2 separate regions of the Homo sapiens genome follow, and region 2 is linked to region 1. A link is an interaction called in ENCODE POLR2A ChIA-PET data of the cell type or tissue named here. Cell type or tissue: IMR-90. All regions are shown on one strand. Each heading gives the region's core, and the rest is flanking DNA. Links, peaks and the distances in the headings are about the cores only. Region 1 overlaps COL25A1 (collagen type XXV alpha 1 chain). Region 2 overlaps PLA2G12A (phospholipase A2 group XIIA).

The links. Peaks named below come from ENCODE experiments on the same cell type or tissue, not always from the same donor. Only the 100,000 strongest peaks of a DNase experiment are listed, where the experiment ranks them.
Region 2: POLR2A ChIA-PET joins it to region 1 with 9 read pairs; 1 of 35 experiments calls an interaction of 5 or more read pairs at or near these places.

What each region holds. Positions count from the first base shown.
Region 1 is chr4:108,846,767-108,852,154 of GRCh38, forward strand. It overlaps COL25A1 (collagen type XXV alpha 1 chain), which reads right to left. Exons shown (of 38, transcript NM_198721.4): 27 at 1,993-2,037. Among named protein-coding and RNA genes, the nearest start is that of ETNPPL, 86 kb to the left of the region's middle. In IMR-90, for the core only: no CTCF peak of the experiment used is centred there; a DNase peak (open chromatin) is centred at 3,095; H3K27ac peaks cover 1,027 bases.
Region 2 is chr4:109,718,651-109,724,038 of GRCh38, forward strand. It overlaps PLA2G12A (phospholipase A2 group XIIA), which reads right to left. Exons shown (of 4, transcript NM_030821.5): 2 at 33-109. Among named protein-coding and RNA genes, the nearest start is that of PLA2G12A, 8.7 kb to the right of the region's middle. In IMR-90, for the core only: no CTCF peak of the experiment used is centred there; a DNase peak (open chromatin) is centred at 2,611.

The DNA.
Region 1 (5,388 bases), core at 208-5,207:
TGACAACCTCTTCACAGTGTTCTTATTTTGTTCTCATGATGTCTCTATGAGATGAGTCAGAATGGTATTTTTATTCTCCTTTACAGTGAGGAAATAGATAAATATGCATTTTGAATGTTAACAAATCTGAATTTTGTAATTTTTTTTTTTTTTTTTTGAGTTGGAGTCTCACTCTGTCACCCAGGCTGGACCGCAATGGTGCGATCTTGGCTCACTGCAACCTCCGGCTCCTGGGTTCAAGCCATTCTCCTGCTTCAGCCTCCCAAGTAGCTGGGGCTACAAGCATGCGCCACCATGCCCAGGTAATTTTTGTATTTTTAGTAGAGACGAGGTTTCACCATGTTGGCCCGGCTGGTCTCAAACTCCTGACCTCAGGTGATCTGCTCACCTTGGCCTCCCAAAGTGCTGGGATTACAGGCGTGAGCCACCATGCCTGGCCTGAATTTTATAATATTAATATTGACATTAATTTATATTTTTAAGCATTTTCATCCTAGGAAACTCACTTCAATATACTAATGGCTCATTCTTCAGTAGAGATGATCATAGTTATTATGGTAAGGGGCTTCTAGGCTGCACAAACCTGTTTATCTTTTTTTTATTAAAACCGATGGAGAAAAATTATTTATGGAAAGGAACTTTTCTTGTTAACTGTTCCTATTTAATAGCATTCAGAATTACCCAATGGGTAAGTAGGTGCCTGAATGAATAGATGGATCTTACTGATTAATAAGACCTGGATTATTTTTAGGGATCTAGTGATGGCAGCAGGACGGCAACCCAATGTACTTAGTGATAGAAGAAGACCTTGCAAAGCCTACAGAAGAAAAAAAAAAGCTAGCTACTATATCTGTAGGAGCCATAATGTATATCATTATGCATGTCAAATTAATTGCTTATAATGACCAATGGTCAGAGAAGTAACATAGACAGACTTTAAAATTCTAAGTGATCTATGATATAGCAAATCATCTAAGGTATCTATGTTTCTGTTTACCACATGTTCATTTAATATGGCATTATTATTATTTCAGCATATAACTCTGATAGTAAAAATAATCCTAAACCTAATTTTCCTATCTAATACTTTCTTCTGAGGAGTATATGTGCACTAACTGTATTAAGAATCCTTTTGATTTCTTATGATTTTCCTGATTTTAGCCATTTCTTGGGTAAATAATGGAAATCAAGAAAACACTAAAGATCTTGAAATTAACCCTTTTGATTCCATTCCAAATTCTGAATACTGTCCACGTTCTCCAACTCAGATTCTTTTAGAGCAGGGGTCGCCAAACCATGGCTCACAGGCCAAATTCATCCCAGGGATTGTTTTTGTACAGAGTGAATTTAAAAAAAAATTGTTGAGGTGTTAACCAAAAATAAATAAATAAAAAGGAAACTTCAACACAGATTGTATGTGGCCTGTAAAGCCTAAAGCATTTACTATCTGGACCTTTATTAACAAAGCTTGCCGACTTCTGTTTTAGAGGGAACCCTCAGAGATACACTACCATACTCTGTCAAGCTACAAGTTCCCTGCTTGTTTCTGTATTTTCTAAGGATCTAGGGATTAGGTGTCATCTTTATTTGGGAAAAGAAAACATTGTCTAAAAAAGGCATATAGGCAAGATTTAGTTTTGTGGAAACTATGGTCACTGATTTTAATCTTGACATATTTGTATTCACTGACAAAAATTAGGCTAGTTTTACTAACTTGGTAATGATTTTACAAGTCTATTAAAAATTTGCAGGGGAGTCACTGGTAGGTTGATATAAAGTATTAAGAACAAAACTGAAGTATCATATGGCTTAGATGTTTTTGCGAAGAAAACTAATGTCTGCTTTTTAGAGTCAATGAAGTCTCTAGAACAAATGGTTAAAAGAAAGAGGGTATCAAATATCAATGCTCATGACATTTTGGCTTCAAACCTACAATAAAAGTAGTAATCAAGAATGATGCTTTAAATAATAGTATACATCTTTGAAAATTACCTGCTCTCCATCCATTCCTGGGATTCCTGGAGATCCCTGCTCTCCCTATTAAGATAAAAATAGATGACTTGCCTCCATTCTCATTGGTAACATACTGCACTACATAAAAAAACGATGCTAGTTTGTTAACACCACAATTTGACTTTCAGCAAATGCATCATAACCCGAGAATATTCTATTATAGCACATATCTAAACTAAGGGAAGTAATAATCTTTCTTCAAGATTATGTATAGTATTTATATGTAGCTAAGATCCAATGCTTTTAGTGTTTTTATTTTTTCTCCATGTGAGATGCAGGCTAAAAAAGAGTGGTCAAGGAAAACTGATAGACACAATTTGATAGCTGACCATATCCTATAGCAACAACCTATCTGCCTCAGTTAGTTAATTTTTTTCTCCATACAACCTCTGTATGATTTCTCTCACTTTCCAATTTCAGTAAAAAGGAAAACATAACAGTTAACCTAAAAAAGTAAAATGCAAAGCCCCATGAATTTTCAACAATATTTTAATTGGCACAGTTCAAACAGTTAGTTACAAATTCATGATTGTGAGTGTGCAATTTCCAGAAAAGCCTCACTGAAGGATATCATAAATCAGATATCTTAATGCATATGAAATAACTTTTAGATCAATTCAATTTCTTATACTGTGCTATGAATGAACTAAAATTTACTATTCATGTTATGATTTATAAGGATTTTTGACAAACTCAAAATATAGAGATTTTTGTTTGCTTTTTTAAACTGAAGATGTTCATTAAAAGCAAATTTATACAATACGCCAGAAAGTTAATCGAACAGCAAATGTTTAGTCACTTCTCAGTTTTGAAAGGTGACTAAATAAATTCCTTGAAAAGTAAGCATTATTTTGTATCAATGAGTCATTTATGTGGATCCCATTACAAATATCCCTGAATCCCACACTGTGGAAACTTTGTAAAAACAGCTCTTCTGAGTGTGAGAGGCCTGCCTCACAGACAGATTTCCAACGGAGCTGACCTGAGGCTGTATTTTCTAGAAAGGCCTGTTTGGTGATACTATAAACCACAATATTGAAATGGTTAGAGCTCCTTTCCCTGGTAAAAACTTTAAGAGCTATGAGGTACAGCATGAAATTTGAGCTTTCCAGTGTTTAAGGAAGGCATGATCTTGTGGTTATAAACAAATGAAGCAAGAAAAGCGGCGGGGGAAGGGCCTTTTCTTATTTCAGGTTTCCTGCTCTTTGTGGTAGCAGCAAATTTTATTTTGCCACAAACAAGTCTGCTGAGGTTGGATGCACCTGGCTAAGCCCTAGTTTCATTCAGAGTCTGAATACTTGTCAGCACTGTGGGTCCAATAATGATGGCTTTGCTAGGCTTTTCCCTTTAAAATATGATTCACAAGTGTTTAAAAGGAAAACATAATTCATGAGTTATTCATTTATCCTTCACCCCTCAAATGGGGTTTGTAAGAGTTATTTGATGTGTAGGGAATCAAACAATTCTTGTGTGATAAATGAAGGAGAAATGCTAATTGAGTAAGTTCCCATTCAGTCTGAATTCCAAGATCAGAAGGGGTTCTGTACTTGACTCAGGCTACATTTTGCTGTCTCTTGGTCATAGCTACATTCCACCCCAATTATCCCAACCTTCTCAAGGACAGACCATGAAAAACATAAAGGACTACATCAGCTAACACAAGATCTCAATTATAAGACCATTGTGGGGTGGGTGGGGTAGGGATGATAGCATACTGGGAAGGATGGCAAGGGTAGGAGGTAAGCGAGAATGACTCAACCCTCCTCCATATTGCTTGTCTAGATATTCATCTGGGCAACTTCTTCCTGTCTTTCAGTTTCAACTCAAAGCCACCCTTGGCTCTTAAGACTTAGAGGGACCTTCTATGCACTTACTCTATTAATAATTGTACCTTTACTTGCCTATCTCCCTCCCTAGGCCATAAGCCCTTTATTGGAATTTCTTTCTAGTATCCTTACTAGATATTAGTCCTTACCATAGAGTAGAGGCTCAAAAATTACTTACTGAATAACTGAATTAATACACGAATAGCAATTGGATTATAAAACCAGGGGAATATAGGTTTTAGTGATACAGATTTTTTACCTAGGAGGTCCTTTTTGCCTCTTTGGGTCAAAGAATGGGTGCCTTTGGGGCTTCTCTAGGCCTTTGGACTGTAGAGAAGAGAAAAGTCCTGGAAACTTTTGAGGTTTGTGGGAAATGAGATATGTATTTAGCTTTGGGGACAATTTTGGTTCTGGAGTCTTAGTCAAGCGAGGAGGTGAAATAATGAACTTAGACACTTGGTTGGTTCTACACAAAGGAAAAAAAGAAATTGCAGATTTCCTTCTAGGATATCTAGTCCAGCTCACCAAGATATTATTGAATGGGGATCCAGGCAGTGTTGCTCACCAAGAATAAAGATTATATATAGTTTTTTTGTGTTATGTCTCTTAGGGACCAGAATGTGCTGGAGAAATAGAAAGTTAAAAATCCCACACCTTATATTAATGTTATACAAGAAATCTATTTGAAATTAGGATCTATGTTCTAAATATATAGGCAAGGAGCTCAGTAATATTGTAATTTATATTCCTTTATATGATAGAAAAATAAAGTTTCTATATACTAGATTTCTGTTTTTAAGTATCTTGAGAGAGTATGAAAGCTGATACGTGTGAGTGTGTGTTATGACAGACTTAGCAAATAAACTGCCTTAAGAAGCATTAACAAAAGATGAATTCTGAAATAACTTGAATCTCCTACAAGAATCCAATGACGAAAGTCATATTTCAACACATGTAGCTCAGTTCTGAAAAGCCAGAATCACTGGCCATGTGTTAATTGATCAAACATGGTTGAATGACTAAGCTTCAGTTTGGAGGGATAAAGCCATCAACAAAGTTTAGATATAAAGCAATTCTAGCCTTCTACTATTTTTAGTTGGTATGTTTCATTAGATAAGATTTAAATGGCAAAATGTCTGAAAGTATATAATAAAGAATGCATTATGAAAAATGATTCCTAAAATTTTGATTTGTGAATGCACCATACTAAAACTTTTCTTACTCTTTTTACTATAAAAGCATTAGAAGCAAGGATCTTTCTTGGTGTCAAGTTAAATTTTCTCTAATCCTCCTTTAATCAAACATTTTCTTTTGTTTTCATACACCACATTTAGTGTTTTTTACATTTATAATTTCTGTGGAACTTGTTTTTCCCTTGTTTAATATCTTTTTTCAATGTCTTCCCTAAATTAAATTTCTCTCTCTTCTTTTCCTATTTTCCCTTCTTCTTTTCTAATTTTCTATCTTCCTTCAGTCCAGACCTCAATTTCTTTTCTTCGCTCTCTAAAACAATACTGTTGATCTCAGCTTCTTCAGCATTTTGTAAGAC
Region 2 (5,388 bases), core at 321-5,320, 870 kb after region 1:
ACAAAACTTATCAAATAAAAGACAATATTTACATGAACACCAAACAGTGGAGAGCCACATCCATTCGGTGGGGAGGGTTTATAACCATAACGTGGGAAAGGCTTAGATCCTATAAAATATAATGGTATCATAATTAATTTTCAAATATGATAAAAGTAAAATACATACTCAAAAAGGTCAATATGCTACATTAGCCTTAGAAATATGTAATATTTACTTGGATGCTAACATAAGTGCATATGTCTTTATTCTGATGAGCATTAAGAATGCTAATTAGACTTTTTATTTCTCCTGTGGTGAGGAATATATACAAATGTGCACATATATACATATACACATATATAGCAACTCATAAAATGTAATTATTTGTAAGCCTATGTCATACGAAACATACAAAAGCTTATCCTGGACTTCTGGAGATTTCAGAGGTCACTTGCCAGATAGGGTTCATATGTATGAAAGATAAATCCACCCTGTTTTCCTGTACATTCTAACACTTTGTTTTTTAGGGCTAAGACAGTATCTTCCCAACTCCCACAAATGCTTCATTGCATACAAACCTCAATAACCATTAACCAACCAGTTTACTTGGGCAAAGCCTAAGGCTAAGGAAGACAAGGTCATCTGATGATCATTCAATAACCTTAGTACTACAAGACATTACAAGACCACGCATTCTGCCTGCTGCCCTCCCACCGAGTCAACCATTCCACAAATATACTTCTTTGCCATCTAAGGAAAAGGTTAGGAGGGATACTTGATGAACTACGGTACTCCAGAAGTACTGTAGTTCTAATGAAGTACTTCTAAAGAACAGAAGACTTGGAAGGCTAATGTTCCCCAGTAGCATCAAGGGTTCAGTAACAAGGAAAAAGATGACATTATCATAGCAATCTTAAATTTTGGAGGGTACTTCAGAAACACCTCACCTCATTTAATACAGGTTTACCTCAGAGATATTGCAGGTTCAGTCCCAGATCATCACAATAAAGCCAATATAACAATGAAGTGAGTCACATAAATTTTTTTGGTTTTCCAGTGCATATAAAAGTTTTGTTTACACTATGCTGTAGTCTATTAAGTGCTCAATAACACTGTCTAAAAAAGCCAATGTACAGATCTTAATTTAAAAATACTTTATTGCTAAAAAATGCTGACACAGATACTAAGTGAGCACATGCTGTGGGAAATATGGCACCGATAGACTTGCTCAATGCAGGGTCGCCGCTAACCTTCGATTTGTTAAAAAGCAAACAAGCAAAAAAAAACCCCACAATTATTTGTGAAGTGCATTAAAGCAAAACACATTAAAATGAAGTATGCTTGTATAGAAATCACTTCAACCTACCAGTCACCTACTGGCTCTTTGAATGTTTCCCACAACCCTCCTACATCAAGAAATAACCTATTCTACTGTGAAATGACATCAATTGTTAAGACATTCTTCTGCTTTCTTTTAAGTTCTACCTATAAACAATCCTCTGCCCCTTGGGGAAACAGAAAAATAAGCCAACTCCCTATTTTACACAATAATCCTTTCAAATATTTTGGGCTACAATTTATCTTGCCTTCTAAAATGAGATATTCCCAGGTATTTTACCCTAAGACATGGCAGTTTCCAAATACAACCCCACAGTTGGATACATAGGAGTGACACAAAGTATTCCGCCAATTTTCATTTAACATTTATTGGTAGATTTTATAAAGACAAGGTTACCCTCCAAAAATAAATTGAGGGTAAAAAAGCAGCTCTTTCAGTAATCAACCATCAAAATAAGGAACCCCTCAAGGTAATAACTGAAAAATGGTTTTGGCTGGGCGTGGTGGCTCACGCCTATAATCCCAGCACTTTGGGAGGTTGAGGTGCCTGAGCCCAGGTTTTTGAGACCAGCCTGGGCAACATGATGAGACTCTGTCTGTATTCAAAAAAAAAAAAAAAAAAAAAAAAAAAAAAATATATATATATATATATATATATATATATATATATATATGAATTTTAAAAAAATAAAAAAAGAAAGAGAAAAAAATAAACGGTTTCAGTGACTTGCTCAGAAGTTCCATGCTCAACTAAGGTCACCATACATAGCCTCAAGAGAGTAGTATAACCTCACGAAGATATAAAGCTATAGCCTGGGCTGGGAGCGGTGGCTCACACCTGTAATCCCAGCACTTTGGGAGGCTGAGGCAGGTGTATCACCTGAGGTCGAGAGTTCAACACCAGCCTGACCAACATGGCGAAACCCCATCTCTACTAAATATACAAAATTAGCTGGGCAATGTGGTGGCACATGCCTGTAATCCCAGCTACTTGGGAGGCTGAGGCAGGAGAATCGCTTGAACCTAGGAGGCGGAGGTTGTGGTGAGCCGAGATCGTGCCATTGCACTCCAGCCTGGGCAACAAGAGCGAAACTCTGTCTCAAAAAACAGTAACAACAAAAACAAAACCTACAGCCTGCTCTAAAGGAAAAATGTATACAAAAAGGAATGGTTAAGATGAGTCTAGAAAAGGGAAGGCCAATGATAGCACTTCGTCTTGTTTCTCCAGCCCTGTCCATAAGGAAGGGTTGTTTCTGGACCCTTGGAAGATGAGGGTAGATGACTCAGGCTATCACAGATGAGTCACCATGATCCTTCAACTCTCATCGCCTACTTTTAGTCCTTCATTCTTTTTTTTTTTTTTTTTGAGATGGAGTCTCGCTTTGCCTCCCAGCAAGCTGGAGTGCAATGGCGCGATCTTGGCTCATCGCAACCTCTGCCTCCTGGGTTCAAGTGAGTCTCCTGCCTCAGCTTCCCCAGTAGCTGGAATTACAGGAGTGTGCCACCAGGCCTGGCTAATTTTTGTATTTTTAGTAGAGACGGGGCTTCACCAGGTTGGCCAGGCTCGTCTCAAACTCCTGACCTCGTGATCCACCCGCCTCGGCCTCCCAAAGTGTTGGGATTACAGGCATGAGCCACCATGCCCGGCCCAGTCCTTCATTCCTAAGAAAACAGTTTATGACTTGGCTTCCTACTTACAAGGGCCTACAGAGGAAGGTCCAGTGGGCATCTCAAACTTAAGCTGTCCCTCCTGACATTCACCTCAAATTTGCTCCATTCACAGTTTGCTGTTTTCAGTTAACAGTAATTCTGTCCTTCCAGATGCTCAGAGCAAAAATGTCAGACATTTTTGCTTATGTTCTTACGTTCTTATACCCCACATTCAATCCAACAGTATATCCTGTTGACTCTACCTTCAAAATATTCAGAATCTAATCACTTCTTACCACCTCCACTACTACCAATCCTGCTCCAAGCCACAATGGATTATTGCTATAAACTCCTAACTATTTGCCCTACTTTGGTTCCCCTGCTCCACACCAACCCCCATAATCCAGTCTCAACACCGAGCACAAATGATCGTATTAAAATATGTTAGATCAAGTCTTTTTCTGCTCAGAGACGCTTTAATGGCTTCTCATCTTATTCAGAACAAAAGCCAAAGTCTATAAAGCCTATGAAACCCTGTATAACCTGGTCTTCCCATGATTTCTCTGACCTCATCCTCTTCCTAGTCTCTCTTCCTTTCTTCCTCAACCTATTCCTCTTTGCTGTTCCACAGACACTGCAGGTCTGCTCCTGTCCCAGGGCCTTTGAACCTGCTCTTCCTGTATGTGGATGCTCTTTCTCCTGACACTAGTTTCTCCTTTACTGCTATGGTTTGAATGTTTGCATCACCCCAAAATTCATGTTGAAACCTAATCACCAATGTGATGGTATTAGAAGGTGGGACTATTGGAGGTGATTAGGTCATGTGGACAGATCTCTCATGAATGGAATTTGTGCCCTATAAAAGTGGCCCTAAAGAGCTGCCCTGCCCCATCCATCACCATGTGAGGACACAGCTAGAAGGTGCCATCTATGAACAAGGAAGTGGACTCTTACCAGACATTGAATCTGCCAAATGCTAGATCTTGGACTTCACAGCCTCCAGAACTGAGGAATAAATTTCCATTGTTTATAAGCCACCCAGTTTAAGGCATTTTGTTACAGCAGCCTGAACAGACTAAGACATTCACCTTCTCAGCAAGTCTTCCCTGACCATACTATTTGTAGCACATATGACCTTCTAACATACTATATCACTAATCTACCTATTTTATTATGTCTCCCCATCCGAAAATGTAAACTCCTCGAAAGCAGACATTTTTGTGTTTTGGATTCCCAATGCCTAGAACAGTGCCTGGAATAACTTTGTGATGAATTTTTACAATAAGTATGTGATGAATTAATGAACAGAAGACTTGGAAGGCTTGGAATATTCATTATAAATGGAGATTATCCGTTAAGAAACCCTGCTGTTTGCCCTAGAGTCTCTTTTGGGCTTGGTGAGCATTCATCAGCCAGCCTCCAAAGACTGATGACTTCTAGCTTGTCACATCTCTTTAAAATACAGCACCTCAGACTGAACACTGTAGGGTAAGATGGGCTTTTTAACCTTTTGTGCTGGATAAAGTACTTGTATTAAAACAGCCTAACACAGTATGTTTCAGCTGTGCCTGACTGCTAACATAGACAGTAGTAAAAAAAAAAAAATCATCAGTTCTTTCTAAAATGGACTTTTTAATACTTACTGCTAGAGGCTTAGCACTTCTGCAATTTAATTTTGAGTCTAAATATAAGATTGTATATAAGATTCAATCTTGTTAGTTTCAGTTCACCATTCTCGACTGCTGAGCAGTTTTTAAATCTAGAGTTATTCACCCAGTGTTGCCTGTTGCTCCCAGATATTCACAAACTTAAGATGCAGATATTAATCAGGACAGAGGTCCACTACAGATGAGTCCTCTCTCCAAGCAGCCGTGAAGTCATCAAATAGTAACCAGTTTTTCTCACAGGAGTATCATGAGAAACTATACATTTATCTATAGTTTTCTTTGCCCTAACACACTATAAATCTCTTCACAGAAAAGGAGGCTGGATCAGCATTTAATTCTTGGGAAGCCCATTCTAGTTCCTCAAGCTTCATCATGAAACTCTCTTTCGTCAGGGGTTTTGACAATCAACTGTTCAAAATGTTTAGAAACATATCTAGAGATACACACTAAGAAATAGGTCAAGTTGTTAATCTGAAAAAAGTACAATAAATACACCAGAGAATGTTCAAAAAGTCTGGAAACAGGAATAATAGTGTATTTACAATATATATTGTTCAGGTTAACAACTGGACTGTTTTAAATTTAGAAGTATATCATCTAAAAAAGTGTCTAGTGGTTAATGAAAAACATATTGAGTGTGTCATTTGAAAATAAAACATAATGTTTATCCTATGTTTCCAACTTTTTAGACACCTTGTACATTCTCCCTCCCTCCCATCTGCCAGTCTAGAGATTTCTGGCACCTCACCCT